Linked DNA regions of Homo sapiens: region 1 is linked to region 2. A link is a loop called in an ENCODE intact Hi-C map of the cell type or tissue named here. Cell type or tissue: PC-3. All regions are shown on one strand. Links, peaks and the distances in the headings refer to the core of each region. The heading gives the core; the rest is flanking DNA. Region 1 overlaps TMEM242 (transmembrane protein 242). Region 2 overlaps ZDHHC14 (zDHHC palmitoyltransferase 14).

Region 1 (8,335 bases), core at 253-8,252, 220 kb before region 2:
CACAGTGCCCCAGTGTGTGCTCACCTAGCCTCATCATAGTGTCCCAGTGTACACTCACCTGGCCTCATCATGGTATCCCAGTGTGCGCTCACCTAGCCTCATCATAGTGCCCCAGTGTGCGCTCACCCGGCCTCATCATAGTGCCCCAGTGTGCCCTCACCTAGCCTCATCATAGTGTCCCAGTGTTCGCTCACCCGGCCTCATCATAGTGTCCCAGTGTGCGCTCACCTAGCCTCATCATAGTGCCCCAGTGTGCACTCAGCTAGCCTCATCATAGTGTCCCAGTGTGCACTCACCCGGCCTCATCATAGGGTCCCAGTGTGCACTCACCCGGCCTCATCATAGGGTCCCAGTGTGCACTCACCCGGCCTCATCATAGTGTCCCAGTGTGCACTCACCTAGCCTCATCATAGTGCCCCAGTGTGCACTCACCTAGCCTCATCATAGTGCCCCAGTGTGCACTCACCTAGCCTCATCATAGTGCCCCAGTGTGCACTCACCTGGCCTCATCATAGTGTCCCAGTATGCGCTAACCTAGCCTCCCCAGTGTGCAGTCACCTAGCCTCATCATAGTGTCCCAGTGTGCGCTCACCTAACCCCATCATAGTGCCCCAGTGTGCTCACACCTAGCCACATCATAGTGTCCCAGTGTGCACTCACCTAGCCCCATCATAGTGTCCCAGTGTGCACTCACCTAGCCCCATCATAGTGTCCGAATGTGCGCTCACCCAGCCTGATCATACTGTCCGACTGTGCGCTCACCTAGCCTCATCATAGTGTCCCAGTGTGCGCTCACCTAGCCTCATCATAGTGCCCCCGTGTGCACACACCGAGCCTCATTATAGTGTCCCAGTGTGTGTTCACCTAGCCTCATCATAGTGTCCCAGTGTGCGCTCACCTAGCCTCATCATAGTGTTCCAGTGTGCGCTCACCTAGCCTCATCATAGTGTTCCAGTGTGCACGCATACGGCCTCATCATAGTGTCCCAGTGTGCAATCACCTGGCCTCATCATAGTGCCCCAGTGAGCACTCACCTAGCCTCAGCATAGTGCCCCAGTGTGCACTCAACCGGCCTCATCATAGTGTCCCAGTGTGCGCTCACCTAGCCTCAACATAGTGCCCTAGTGTCCCCTCACCTAGCCTCATCATAGTGTCCCAGTGTGCGCTCACCTGGCCTCATCATAGTGTCCCAGTGTGCACTCACCCGGCCTCATCATAGTGTCCCAGTGTGCACTGAGCTAGCGTCATCATAGTGCCCCAGTGTACACTCATCTAGCCTTATCATAGTTTCCCAGTGTGCACTCACCTAGCCTCATCATAGTGCCCCCGTGTGCACACACCGAGCCTCATTATAGTGTCCCAGTGTGTGTTCACCTAGCCTCATCATAGTGTCCCAGTGTGCGCTCACCTAGCCTCATCATAGTGTTCCAGTGTGCGCTCACCTAGCCTCATCATAGTGTTCCAGTGTGCACGCATACGGCCTCATCATAGTGTCCCAGTGTGCAATCACCTGGCCTCATCATAGTGCCCCAGTGAGCACTCACCTAGCCTCAGCATAGTGCCCCAGTGTGCACTCAACCGGCCTCATCATAGTGTCCCAGTGTGCGCTCACCTAGCCTCAACATAGTGCCCTAGTGTCCCCTCACCTAGCCTCATCATAGTGTCCCAGTGTGCGCTCACCTGGCCTCATCATAGTGTCCCAGTGTGCACTCACCCGGCCTCATCATAGTGTCCCAGTGTGCACTGAGCTAGCGTCATCATAGTGCCCCAGTGTACACTCATCTAGCCTTATCATAGTTTCCCAGTGTGCACTCACCTAGCCTCAACATAGTGCCCCAGTGTGCGTTGATCTGACCTCATTATAGTGCCCCAGTGTGCAATCACCTAGCCTCATCATGTCCCAGTGTGCACTCACCTGCCCTCATCATAGTACCGCAGTATCCACTCACCTAGCCTCATCATAGTGTCACAGTGTGCACTCACCGAGCCTCATAGTGCCCCAGCGTGCACTCACCTAGCCTCATCATAGTGTCCCAGTGTGCACTCACCGAGCCTCATCATACCGCCCCAGTGTGCACTCAGCTAGCCTCATCATAGTGCCCCAGTGTACGCTCACCCGGCCTCATCATAGTGCCGCAGTGTGCACTCACCTAGCCTCACCATAGTGTCGCAGTGTGCACTCACCCGGCCTCATCATAGTGCCCCAGGGTGCACTCACCTAGCCTCATCATAGTGTCCCAGTGTGCGCTCACCTGGCCTCATCTTACTGTCCCAGTGTGCGCTCACCTGGCCTCATCTTACTGTCACAGTGTGCGCTCACCTAGCTTCATCATAATGCCCCAGTGTGAACTCAACTAGCCTCATCATAGTGCCACAGTGTGCACTCACCTGGCCTCATCATAGTGTCCCAGTGTGCACTCACCTAGCCTCATCATAGTGTCCCACTGTGCGCTCACCCGGCATCATCATAGTGCCCCAGTGTGCGCTCACCCGGCCTCATCATAGTGCCTCAGTGTGCGCTCACCTAGCCTCATCATAGTGTCCCAGTGTCCGCTCACCTAGCCTCATCATAGTGTCCCAGTGTGCACTCACCTGGCCTCATCATAGGGTCCCAGTATGCACTCACCTGGCCTCATCAAAGTGTCCCAGTGTGTGCTCACCCGGCCTCATCATAGTGTCCCAGTGTGCGCTCACCTGGCCTCATCATAGTGTCCCACTGTGCGCTCACCCGGCCTCATCATAGTGCCTCAGTGTGCCCTCACCTGGCCTCATCATAGTGTCGCAGAGTGTGCTCACCTGGCCTCATCATAGTGTCCCAGTGTGCGCTCATCCGGCATCATCATAGTGTCCCAGTGTGCGCTCACCTGGCCTCATCATAGTGCCCCAGTGTGCGCTCACCTGGCCTCATCATAGTGCCTCAGTGTACGCTCACCGGGCCTTATTACAGTGTCCAGTGTGCGCTCACCTGGCCTCATCATAGTGCCCCAGTCTGCGCTCACCTGGCCTCATCATAGTGCCCCAGTGTGCACTCACCTAGACTCATCATAGTACCCCAGTGTGCAGTCATCTGGCGTCATCATAGTGCCCCAGTGTTCGCTCACCTAGCCTCATCATAGTGTCCCAGTGTGCGCTCACCTAACCCCATCATAGTGCCCCAGTGTGCTCTCACCTAGCCACATCACAGTGTCCCAGTGTGCATTCACCTAGCCCCATCATAGTGTCCCAATGTGCGCTCACCTGGCCTCATCATAGTGTCCCCGTGTGTGCTCACCCGGCCTCATCACAGTGACCCACTGTGCGCTCACCTGGCCTAATCATAGTGTCCCAGTGTGCGCTCACGTGGCCTCATCAGAGCGCCCCAGTGTGCGCTCACCTAGCCTCATCACAGTGCCCCAGTGTGCACTCCCCTAGCCTCATCACAGTGCCCCAGTGTGCGCTCACCTGGCCTCATCACAGTGTCCCAGTGTGCGCTCACCTGGCCTCATCACAGTGTCCCAGTGTCCGCTCACCTGGCCTCATCATAGTGCCCCAGTGTGCGCTCACCTAGCCTCATAGTGTCTCAGTGTGCACTCACCCGGCCTCGTCATAGTGCCGCAGTGTGCGCTCACCCGGCCTCATCATAGAGCCCCAGTGTGCGCTCACCCGGCCTCATCATTGTGTCCCAGTGTGCGCTCACCCGGCCTCATCATAGTGTCCCTGTGTGCGCTCACCCGGCCTCATCATAGTGTCCCAGTGTGCGCTCACCTGGCCTCATCATAGTGCCCCAGTGTGCACTCACCTGGCCTCATCATAGTGTCCCAGTGTGCGCTCACCTGGCCTCATCATAGTGTCGCAGTGTGCACTCACCTGGCCTCATCATAGTGTCCCAGTGTGCACTCACCTGGCCTCATCATAGTGTCCCAGCATGCATTCCCATGATCATGTACACAGCTGATTTAGGAGACTACAAACCCAAAGTAAATGTTCATCTTTTTTTCCAGAATTAAGTTATTGTGATAAAATTGGTGCTATCTTAATTATAATCAAATAATAAAATACCATAGTTGAAAGTAATCGATGAACACAAACTGAACAGTCAAGCCGTGCTTGTTGGCCAGGGTGGGCCGGGGAGCAGGGTAGATACTGAACTGGCACTGATTTCTCCCCATTGTCAATGCTGGGCAAACTTACCTGCCTTGGTCTAACAAGACATCTTCTGCTACCTCTCCTTCTTTAGATCCTCTGGTTAAATGATATAACAGTGTGTAAAATACACATGTGTTTATATTTAATGTTATTATATGCATTCTATGTGAAATGAAATTCCAGAATAATTATGAATAAACAAACAGTAAAACCAAAATACTTTAAAGAAACCGAAGTTTCACTTTAAGCATTTTAAACATGTTCCCTTTTAGGCCAGCAGATGTAGCTGCGAATTAAAATAGGAACCGCAAGCACTTTCATCAAGCTGCTCTAGGTTAACCATTAGATGGCACCCTTTTGTATTGGAACTGGGTTTCTATCAGAGATTCAATTCAATTCGAGCTAGCTACTTACAATTATTTAACGCTGGAGTTGATTTTATCTAGAATGATCATCTCAGTTATTTATTGAGTGCATAGACTTGGACCATTTCTGTTTAACATTTTCTGACTGAGACTGTTTTCTTAGTCATACAAAGATGAGACAGTACACAGTGACAGAAGTTCTTACTGGACTCAGGGTAACCTCATAATTATCAAAACTCTCTAAACGTTGAGCTGAATATACCACATTGCTGTCTGCAAGCCTCAGAGCAGGGTCATACCATAAGAATTTGCTTAGAAAGTCAACAGGTAAGGTTTACCCCTTTACAGGGTAGCGCTGTCTTAGCACAGTGCTTGGCTCAGGAGAGACCCACAAATGACTTTAGAATGAACAAACCAGCAAATTAGTAAACACTACCGCCTTTAAAAGATATGACCTTGAAAAGGTATCAGTGAGTTCATTTTTCTGTGGGCCTTCTCAAACATGGAGATCAAACTGATATGCCTAATGATCTATATGCAGAGAGAGTGCATATGCAGTCTCTCTTTTTACTTAGACATAAAGATGTCAGGAACTCTCTTTCTTTGTGGTCCCAGCACCTAACCCAATCCCAGGTACCCAGCAGAGGCTGAGTAGATATTTCCTACTTATCACTGGATGACATAAAGATGCAATATAAAAGGATTCCACATATTCTTATATTCAGTAGTGCCAACCAGAAAATATTTTTTCTCCCCAAAATATCTTATTTAGGCAGCAATCCTTGTATCAATGCCAAAAAACAAAGAAGTTCACATTCTACCCATCTTCAGTGCTGGGCAAACGTATCTGCTTTGTTTGGTAACAAGATAGCTCCCAATACCTCTCCTTCTTTGGAACCTCTGATTAAATGATATACCACTGTGTGAAATAGAAATGTATGTTTGTATTTAATGTATGTGTTCTATGTGAAATGAAATTCCATAATAATTATGAATAAAAAATTGGATTATTCTAGCACAGTTGGATTATTCTAGCCCATAAACACTGAATTATCAAGTGTATAATTTAGATAACCTAATTTTGTTGGTTTATGAAAACTGGGATTGACTCTTCTAAGTGAGACTATTTGTATTTTCAAATACCTTAAAATTTTACTAAGTTTGTGACCCACATTACTAAACACTGGAAACATCACATATCAGTTCCACACAGTTCATGTAAAGTGCTAGCAGACTGTCATTTTTATAGAAACTAGAAGCTTAATAACTTTATTACTAAGTACTACTTAATAATCTGAAGATTCAGACCTGGGTTTAAATCTTGACACTGCCAATCACATGTTATGTCATCTTGGGCAAGTGATTTAACCTCTTTGAGCCCCAATTTCCTCATTTATAAAATGGGGGATATTAATATCTGCTAGATAGTTATTATGAAGATTAAATAATCTGCTATGTCTAAAATGTCTGTAGAATGCCTAAAATGGAAGAAGAGATTTTATATTGGTCGAAAGCAAAATTGAGGTTAACAGCAAAAATCATGAAAAATCTTCAGTCACAGGTTTTCTGTCTTTTCAAGCAATCTCTAATTTAGCATTACAAACAATGATTAGCCAGCAAAGTTAACTCAAAAATCAAGGTGAGGGCCAGGTGCAGTGGCTCACACCTTTAATCCCAGCACTTCGGGAGGCTGAGGCAGAAGATCGCTTGAGTCCAGGAGTTCGCAACCAGCCTGGGCAACATAATGAGACCTCATCTCTACAAAAAATAAAAAAAATGAGCCAGGCATAGTGACATGCATCTGTGGTCCCAGCTACACAGGAGGCTGAGGTGGGAAGGTTGCTCGAGCCCAGGAGGCTGCAGTGAGCTGAGGTCACACCACTGCACTCCATCCTGGGTGACAGAGGAAGACCTTGTCTCCAAAGAGTCGAAAATAAAAATAAATTTTAAAAACAAAGGTTAGACTAGGAGAAAAGCACCATCATCTGTCTATCAGTGTATTCTGAGTGGAAAGCACAGTAATGTTTATGTTTGTTTACGATTAAACTAAATATGAAAAGCTCAATAATGTCTATGAGGTTGTTCCTGCAACCCTGCCAACTTGCCCCAGTTTCTTCCTCCCTGCTGAATCATTCCCATCAGCATATACATGCTGTTAATTCTCCCAATGTAAAATATAACAAGTAAAAACTTATCTCTTGATCCCATTCTTTTTTCCAGCTATGACCCCATTTCCTTCCTTCACTTTGTGGCAAAACTCAAGACTCACCTAGATATACTGCCTCTGATTCTCCTCTATTCTCTTTTGAATCACTCAGGCTTCACTCCACCATTTCACCAATGGCTGTCACACTGCCAAACCGGGTGAATCATCAGTCCTCATCTTACGTAACTTATCACCAGCATACAACACAGTCAGTCACTTCTCCTTGAAGTGTTTTCTTCACCGGGTGTCCAAGTCACCAGGCCAAGGAGATTTCCCTCTTCAGTAGGGTACTTTCCCCTCATTCCCCAACCTCTTAACATTAGGAGTCCCCAAGAGTTCCTTCCTCAGACCTCTTCTCTTTTCTTTCAACCTTCACTGCCTTGGTGAGTTAATCTAGTCTCACAGCTTTAAATGCTAGCCATATACTGATGAGTCTCAAATTCAAATCTTCACCTTGTACTTCTCCCCTAACTCTCAACTTCTATATCTAACTGCTTACTTGCTCTCCATCTCACTATCAAACGGATGTGTCAACCTCACAAGTCAGATTGAGCTCCTGACATTATCTCCCAATACCTCCTTTTCTCACACTGCTCCCCACCCATCCTTCAGTTGCTCAGGCCAAAAGTCTTGATGACATCCAACTTCACTCTTTCTCACACCCCACATCCAATCAACAACAAATCTTTGCTGACTTGACCTTCAAAATATATCGACATCTGTTTTCATCAACTTTACCGCTGCCACCTATCTCAAACTACTGCCAATTCTCACCAGTCACGAAGGGTCCGGTCCACAGAACTTCCAACCAGTTGTTTAAAAAAAGAAGGCAGTCATTCTTAATGTAATGCTCTGTAGCTTGAAGTATAAATTTTACATATATACACAAACACAGACACAGACACACAAGATTTTAGGATTTTTTCCAAAAATGTGTAAATAACACATTAGTAATTTAAATAATTAATTTTAAAATGCTTTAACTTTTACAAAGATTATATATATATGTCAAACAGCAATAGAAAGTTGTTCCAAATTAATAATTTTATTGAACAAATCGCTAATGTCAATTTGTTTATTTATTCTACTTTGTTTTTGAGACAGGGTCTTACCCCGCTGCCAAGGCTGAAGCGCAATGATCTTGGCACACTGCAGCCTCAGCCTGTGAGGCTCAGGTGATCCTCCTCCCTCAGCCTTCTGAGTAGCTAGGACTATAGGCGCATGCCACCACACCCAGCTAATTTTTTTATAGAGACAGGGTTTCTTTACATTGCCCAGGCTGGTTTTGGACTTCAGAGCTCAAGTGATTTGCCTGCCGCAGGCTCCCAAGGTGCTGGGATTACAGGCATAACCCACTGCACTCGCCCTAATGTCAATTTATATAGAACATTAGCTATAAATTAGTCATTACTTAATTATATTTGAAGTTTTACCACCTTCAAAAATTGTATTTATTAGTAATAAGAAGTTGTCTAGTTATTTGTAAGAATTTAGTCACGTACTCTGTCATCATCTCCCTAGACAGTGACCAAACTACATGCAAATAAATTTGAAAACCAGAAAAATTTAGAACACAGTAAGCAGAATAAACATGTAGATACCAGGGACAAGACAGTAGTTACTTACACTGTGAACTCCT
Region 2 (8,335 bases), core at 117-8,116:
CTGTGTGCCGAGTGCCTGAATGAAGGCGTGAAGGAGACTCAGTCATCTCCTGCATCCACGGTACTCGTAGACTTGTTCTCCAGCTCTGGAAAAACTTTCCAAGACTCAAATGTGCCTTTTCCCCAAAGGCCTTGAGTTACTGCATCTTCGTAACGCCGAAGACACTTTTCCGTAGCGGTAACATCTGGACTTTGTGCAGTGTGACTGTCCCAGAGGGCCTGGCCTCGTTCTGCGGGATGGGCGTGGGGGTGCCAGCTCCCTGGCAGAGGCCCCAGTCCTGGGTAAAGCTGTGCTCACTGCCTGCCCACCCTGGGTGAGCAATTGAAGCCCTAGTGTGGGGCCCCTGGCCATGGAAGCACTGGGGAAGGAGCCGCTGGGGGAGGAGGAGCAGGCACAGCAGGCGTCTCCTGGTGGCACCAGCAGCCACACCCCTGGGCCACCTCCCAGCAGGCAGCCTGATGGCCCCAGGGCCTTGGGATGGGAGGAGAGCCTCAGTGGTGTTCAGTGTGCAATCTGAAACAAGGCAGGGCATTTTCCTTCCAACAAGGTTTTCTTGAACATGTAATGATTAAACTAATTCATATTTTGTTGAAAATGTCTCTGTTGAGCAATTCATTGCCAAACAGTGCTCACTGATGAGCTATCCAGCGTTTGGGTTCAATTCCATGAACATTGCCGGTGTTGAGGAGATTTAATTTGTATAGCATTTGATTCTTTCTCATTCCTGAACGCCTCCTTTCCCATCTTGCCATCCCTAGACCACCCGCAACCCAAGGAAAGAAAAAGGGAATCTAGCAGGCCTCTGAGATTCCGGATCTCCAGGGGGCTTGCTGGAACTGAGGGGAGTTGGGCCCTATATGTGTGGCCTTGTCCTGTACTTTAAATAAATACCCAGTTTAAGACAGAAATCTGCAAGGATGACAGAAGAACTTTCTCTAGTCACATTCCTCCAAGAAGTTGGGTACAGACCAGAGCTGAGATAGGAGATAACCTGGGTTTTGCCTTCTCAAATGTATGATCCTCCATACCCCAAAACAATTAGACTAATTAAGGTATTGTAAGACAACTTGCAAAAATCAAGAGCTTCAGCCCGCTGAGGTTTCAATCCAACAGAGAATATACATTATCGTCAAGCATCTTCTTTATGGATAGTTGAGTTTTTAAAAGCACAGGCAGATTTTAATATTTCGGCAATTATCTTCTTTTTTAGTTCAACAAGTACTTATGCATTTATTTTTAATAACATATTTCTCTACTACAAAAATAAGCCATGCTTTAATTAAGAAAATTTGGAAACCACCAAAACGCACATATGCAGAAAATCACCCAGGGATAATGAGATAATGGGGCACATTCTTCTAGTTACAAATATAGATGTGTTTGAAACACAAATAGGATTGTCTCCGCTGTACTTTGTATCCTGTGTTTTTTTAGATGTCTCTTCATTTCATCTAACAAATAGTTATTGTAAGGTCAACTATGTGCTAGACTGAATTCTAGGCACTGGAGGTTACATCAGTGAACCAAGCAGATACACGTCCTCATTGCATTGAGCTTTTTTCTAGTGGGGTCAGACAGTAAGCAAGGAAGTATATATATTAACAGTGTGCCAAGTGGGGATAAGTGCTATGGGAAGAGTAAAAGCTGGAAGGGGTTGGGGTTGGTGGAGACGGGATGGCTGGTCATAGGAGGGCTGCAGTTTGGAGATTGTGTGCAGCACAGTCAGGGAAGGCTCTACAGAGATGGTGATATTTGAGCAAAGGCTGGGAGGAGCTCTATGGCTCCCTGTAGGGAGGGAGTTCCAGGCAGGGGGAAGGCACAGGCAAAAGCCCAGAGGAGAGGCAGGCCTGGCTTGTTCCAGAGCTGCAGGGGTCGGCAGGAGGGAGGAAGATGAGGTCAAAGAGGTCACAGGAGCCAGATGGCTTTGTAGCCTCGGCAAGTACCTGGCTTTAGTTCTGAGCAGAGGAGGGACGTGCTCTGGCTTGAGCTGGTGCATTGGGCACGGAGTGCAGCCTAGGGGGAAGCAGAAGAGCCGGGCCATGCTTTGATGGGCTCAGGAGGCTGCAACGTGGAAAGCCCTCAAGCAGACACCTCTGCCTCAGGCTCTAAATGTGGAGATGTTTTAGGAATACTGTGGCCAATTTAGTTCACTTGCATTTTTTAAAATGTATGCACAATAATGATATATGATTTTTAAATTGGTGTCTAATTAAGTCTATAATAACTCTTTCAATAAGTATGAAATAAAGATCCCTTGTGGTTAGGGAATATTATCTGATTTGGCACATTTCCCCTTAATGATACATCTTAAAATGTGGGGTACCTTAGATTGGATGAAACAAGAATTATGAATAGAGCTATGACTTTCCTATACAGAGTTTCCAGAAGGGAGGCAGAATGGACACCCTTCAAATATAAGCCAGGGTCAGAGGCAGCTAAACCTTAGAATGCTGTTTAGTGCCAGGACAAATCCCAAATCACTACCCTGGACGCTTGGTATGTGCAGGTCTTCCCAGCACACACACCAGCAGCTCTAGGAAGAGCTTTCTCGGAAGGGCCCTGGCTTGCCCTGACGATGCCTTACGGTTCCAGGATGCACAGAAAGCAAAATGGAGTTACTTTGGCCAATTAGCTCAGCAGCCACACATGGTCTGAAAATGACAAAACATTCACCTGAACCAGGACTCGAATGGGAAATCTGGGGCATGTGGTTGCCATGCCTAAGTAATGTCTGGACATTAAAGAGCAACTTTTGGGGCAAAACAGTGTTGGCTTTCCCTCCCATGATTCACATGCTACCCAGAAGCCTCTGGCTTCCTGGAATTCTATTTCATTTCATTTCATTTCATTTCATTTCATTTCATTTCATTTCATTTCATTTCATTTCATTTCATGTTTTTGAGACAGGGTCTGGCTCTGTTGCCCAGGCTGGAGTGCGGTGGCATGATCTTGGCTCACTGCAGCCTCAGCCTCCCAGGGTCAAGCCAGCCTCCCACCTCAGCCTCCCAAGTGGTTGGGACTACAGTCACACACTACCACAGCCAGCTGGTTTTTGTATTTTTTTTGTAGAGACGGGGTTTCGCCATGTTGCCCAGGCTGGTCTCAAACTCCTGAGCTCAAGCAATCTGCCCACCTCAGCCTCCCAAAGTGTTGGGATTATAGGCACTCCCGGCCTCTTCCTGGAATTTTAAATGCAACTCAGAATCACTTGGCAAAAATGTTGATGCACCACAATATTCACTAGTAAGCTCTTGTACATTCTCAATAGTAGATGAGTAAATTGGGCTGTTTACACACTATGATTTGAAGCCTGTATTATAAAGCTACAGATTCCCAGGTCCTGTATCTTAAGTAGACCTCTCTGGGTGGTCTGGGAGGCCCTGAGTTAAGAGTAAGGACACTAACTCTGTCTTGCATGCTTGGAGGGTGTTTGGGCCCCACGGGCAGAAGAGAGCACTCTCCTTGTCTCCCCTCCTCCGCTCTCTGTTCACGCAAGTGCTTGAAGCCTGGAGCCCCTCTCCTCACTCATGAACTCTGCAGGTTCAAGGCAAGACTGTGCTGTGTTTGGAGACATCCCTGTTTAACTCTGCATCTAGCCAGAAGTCCTGTAGGGAAAAACCAGATTTCCTAAGTGACATTCCTCGACTCGGTAGGGTGACCTTCACCTTCCTCCTCCCTTAGCAAGCCTGAAAGCTACAGTTCTCACCCGACAAAGGTAGACAGAGAGACGCGTGTGAAAAAGAGCTGTTGAGCTTTGATGAAACTGAACATCAAGTTTGTAGTCTACAAATGGGTATGTGGAGTTCTACTGTCACCTCCATGCTCTCTGGGTTTGAGCTTTTCCTTCCAGCTTGCTTTGCTCATATTTTCCACGTTAGTCCCTGGGCTCATTGATTTAAATTCCCTCCCTTCATACAGGCATGCATAGACTCCTGGCTCTGTGCGTCTGGGGTAATTAACACGATTAGTCACTAATCGTGCTTTCCAGGCACGGGGTCCTGCCATCGTGATCTTGTAGGGGAATGTCACTCTTGGGAGTTTTATGAAATCATCTATTTGGTTTTTCCTATTCTGGAGTTGTGAGTGGATATGATTTCTGAATCTACTTTTTCCTCTATTTGTCTCCAAGTAATGCGCTCATCTTTGCCTTGTGGTGGTAGATTTATTTCTAAGTATGTGATTAAGGAACAAATCACAAAATGAATGGTGCTTATGTTCCTGCCTGTAAGTGAAAAGTACCTTTGTTTTGCAGTGACTCATTTGAAAAGGAAAAGGGGTCATTTCTATTGCAACCCTTAAAACCTCCATTTCTCACAATGCTACTCTGATTATTTCAGATGTGTGAGTCATTGGCTCAGGTTATTTCATTTATGATTGTTTGCCTTAGCTACTTATTATTGAAATGCTTTGCAATCGAGAATCTGAAACTTAAAATGCTAGGTTACTTTGTGATTTCTGCAAAGTAGCAACTCCCTGGATTGGAGTGTGGCAATAATGCAGCAAGGCCACTTCCTCTTCCTGTGTAATAATAAATGTATGCCTCGTGGTTATGTCTAAAAAACAGTTATTCTCATGTTTATGCTTTCATACGTACAGGACAGACCAAAAATATCAAATGTAGGCCATTTGCTGCAGTCAGGAGTCATGAGCTACTATTAACAAACTTTTTTTATGTGTATCCATTTATAGACAAAACATTAAAAGAGGACTCAAATTGTTTTGATACAGGAAAAGATTCTCTACTTCTTGTTCCAAAGGGCACTTGGTTTTAATGTCTCTGCTATATCTTGTTAATATTGTTCTTTTGTTTTGTTTAGTTTTTAAGTTAATCTTCTCCCAAAGAATGTCCTCTGGAAAACAGAGTGACCTAATTACCCAATAATGAAATCCATGTTTCTTATCCAAATGTTTAAGAAATTAATTTAGTCTTAGGGGTTTTGTTCAAGGAATCAGCATTATGTCAAATTCTAACCTGTAAGCCAGTCTCTAAACATGAATATAGAATTAATGACAGTATTGATTCTGGGATGTCAGTGTCTGTTTGATGCTAAAATGATTTTATATCTATCTATCTGTCTGCCTGTCTGTCTGTCTATCTATCCCTCCATCTATCTTTTTTTTTTTTTTTTTGAGACAGAGTCTCGCTCTGTCGCCCAGGCTGGAGTGCAGTGGCGGGATCTCGGCTCACTGCAAGCTCCGCCTCCCGGGTTCACGCCATTCTCCTGCCTCAGCCTCCCAAGTAGCTGGGACTACAGGCGCCCGCCACTACGCCCGGCTAATTTTTTGTATTTTTAGTAGAGACGGGGTTTCACCGTTTTAGCCGGGATGGTCTCGATCTCCTGACCTCGTGATCCGCCCGCCTCGGCCTCCCAAAGTGCTGGGATTACAGGCGTGAGCCACCGCGCCCGGCTCCATCTATCTTTTTAATGACCAATATCAAATATTTAGTTCTGAGCAGAGGAAGGATGCACTCTGATTGTGTGGTCTCAGATAATATAGCGCCCAGAAAACAGTTCCATTTTTCATGTATAAACATCAATGCACAAAAACAATTTTTACTAAAGATTCAAAGAGATTGCTATTTGAACTGAAAAAAATTCCATATAATCTTTTGGCAGTGCTACATTTCTAATTATTACCTGGAATGAATTTCTGTACCTCTAATGTACAATGCTTTGGCAGTTTGTGCATAGGTATTTATCATCATATCCAAAATCAAACAGCTCTTGCTGATGTATATGATTGGAGGGAGAGTTCTGTAAAGGCTTCTCATCATTTTAGTATCCGGTGCTAAATTAGCTAATTTCTTTTATGTTATGAAGATGTATTCTTATTTTTCCCCCTGTCACTTTCCAGTTAATCTTTATGAAGACTAAGATGCCTGTAGCCTGTTTGCTACACTGCCCTGAGTTGTATGTAGGTCACAATTCTTGAGACAGAAATAGGATTCCATTTGGTGTTTATATCTTTGGCAGCTGCCTCATCATCTTGTATCAGATCCAGGCCCTTGGGGATGGAGTCTTCCTCAACACAGATGGCACTCAGCATTGGAGTTCCCATCCACAGTTGCTCAGAAATATGGAGGAGCCATTTTCAAGTCATCTGAGCTCGGACTAAGAATTTGCCATACTGTGCACAGTGCTTCCTTCAGCTGTGAAGCCGTGCCAGTCTGTGGGTCAACTGGGATGTCCCATTAGTCTCACCTCCTTCAGGAGGTTAACATTCACAGTCATGGGCAGGGTCTGCTTATTGCCTTGTCTTTACCACAAGGACTACAGATGCTCTATGCTTTTTCTAAGCAGCATTTTGAAGGTGTCTCAGTAGCCCTGACCTCATTGTTTAGGGTTGGGAATTCTGCCACTTTTATAAAAAGTGAGTTGTTGAGGATTTCTAGGACAAACTCAGCACTGTCCTCTGTCACACACAGAGGCTGGTGGAACGGGACTGTCACAGAGCACCTAGCATTATACAGAGTTGTACCAACATATGGTGCTGCATCTACTAGAACTTTAGCACATGGAGGGTCTTAGAGGTTCCAGCAAATGCCCACAGAAGGTGAACATGAGGCACACTCGGCTCAGCGAGCTGAGGAATATCCTGTCCTCTCAGCTGAGGGAGCCTCGCAGAAGGAACTGGGCCTTAGCATCTGTCTGAAGGAAGTTACAGGACCTAGCGAGCTGACAAAAGTAGAGAAGTTCTAGACCAGGTCTGTGGTTGCTGAGGGTATGGGTGACTTGACTCTCCTCCTCTTTCAGGTGTTACAGTAAAATTCACTAAATGGATTCTATTCATTCAGCTACTCAACAAATATTTATCAAACTTAGTTGCATTTTACATCATGCGAGGCATCCTGCTAGGTGCTACAAAGGACACAAAGAGGAACAGGAGCCAGTCTCACCCTCCAGGACTTTTAATCTAGTGAGGTGCATGGAGCATGTCCACAAATAGCCACATGTCCAAGGAGAGGAGCAAAGAAAAACACGGTGGGGGTTCAGAGAAAGAAGCGATCCCTTCTGCTTAGGGGGTGAGCCCAGAAACTCTACCAAGGCTTTTCAGGAAGCGGTATTGAGCTGGAACTGGAAAGTTGGGAGCATCAACATGCTGAATGGGAGGTGCGGGTGTTCCAGACACGTGGGCTGGACAGGCAGCGCTGGCGGTGAGTGAAAGCGGGTGCCTGCCTGAGACGCCCAAATGTTAGGTGTGGCCATTGCTGGGATTCAGGAGGGGGCAGTGAGAGAGAGGGAGAGAAGGTGACTGTGGGGGACTTGGACACCAGATAAGGAGCTCGAGCTTCATTTGGTAGGAACGGCGGAAGCATGGAGGGCTTTTGAGCAGAGACACGTGTGATTGGAGCTGGCGGTGGTGGTTGGGACAGATTGAAGGAGGGGATCATGGTAGGCAGGTATGAGGTCACTGTTCTAGGCTGGGTGTGGTGGCTTATTCCTGTAATCCCAGCACTTTGGGAGGCTGAGGCAGGAGGATTACTCGAGCCCAGGAGTTTGAGACCAGCCTGGGCAACAAAGTGTTTCTACAAAACACACAAAAAATTAGCCAGGTGTGGTGGTGAGGACCTGTAGTTCCAGCCACTCAGGAGGCTGAGCTGGGAGAATCTCTTGAGCCCCAGGAGTTCAAAGCTGCAGTGAGCCATGATCATACCACTGCACTCCAGCCTGGGCAGCAGAGTGAGGCCCTGTCTCCAGAAAGATAATAAATAAATAAATAAACAAACAAACAGATCACTGTTCCAGCTGTCCCCCGGAGAGAAGACAAAGAGGGCTTCTGAGAGGAGGGACTGGAAGGCAAAACAGCGTGGAAGGAAGTCCCTGAGTGGGAGGAAGCTGGCCGTTTCTATTTAAGAAGAGGGAAAGAGGAAGACATTGCAAGTGGGCCATGCACCTAGGTTCCCCCGGGGCGTCCAAAGCACTCACCAATGCGAGTCTAGGTAGAGCCGGTTTAACCATCTCCTAGACCCAGAGCACATAGTCGCCTTGTAACAGAACTCTTCCTGTAGGCTCTTTCCTGCCTCCCTCTCTACTTCACCTGCTTTATTCTCCACCGTGGAGGGGCCAGAAACTGCAGCTGGCGAGCTGGGGTAGTGGAGGGGGCTTAACTTCACATCAAGGTAGAAGTTACCGTTATTCACTGGGATTATTACTCTTTCATTTGCTTAAATGGCACTGTTTGCTACTTAAAGCGACAAGGACTTCCTATTACCTTCATATTATCATCAGAGAAGTCACTAGACCTGCCTGAGATTTCCTGCGGGGACAGGAGCAGGAGCAGGTTCCCAGGGAAACACAGACAGAGGCATTTCGGATCCATACCCTGATTTGTC

The links. A loop is a pair of places that touch in the nucleus more often than their neighbours do. Peaks named below come from ENCODE experiments on the same cell type or tissue, not always from the same donor. Only the 100,000 strongest peaks of a DNase experiment are listed, where the experiment ranks them.
Region 1: a loop joins it to region 2, with 6 times the contacts of the local background. A loop is called at or near these places in 9 of 110 quality-filtered maps.

What each region holds. Positions count from the first base shown.
Region 1 is chr6:157,310,460-157,318,794 of GRCh38, forward strand. It overlaps TMEM242 (transmembrane protein 242), which reads right to left. Exons shown (of 4, transcript NM_018452.6): 3 at 8,323-8,335. Among named protein-coding and RNA genes, the nearest start is that of TMEM242, 8.9 kb to the right of the region's middle. RefSeq lists enhancers at 1-345, 346-883, 2,170-3,162, 3,163-4,154 and a silencer at 2,337-2,632. In PC-3, for the core only: CTCF peaks have their summits at 4,444 (motif pointing right) and 4,649; DNase peaks (open chromatin) are centred at 4,452 and 6,852; H3K27ac peaks cover 498 bases.
Region 2 is chr6:157,531,707-157,540,041 of GRCh38, forward strand. All of the region lies in intron 1 of ZDHHC14 (zDHHC palmitoyltransferase 14), which reads left to right. Among named protein-coding and RNA genes, the nearest start is that of MIR3692, 6.7 kb to the left of the region's middle. RefSeq lists enhancers at 1-853, 1,420-1,920, 1,921-2,421. In PC-3, for the core only: no CTCF peak of the experiment used is centred there; a DNase peak (open chromatin) is centred at 4,315; H3K4me3 peaks cover 1,184 bases; H3K27ac peaks cover 1,707 bases.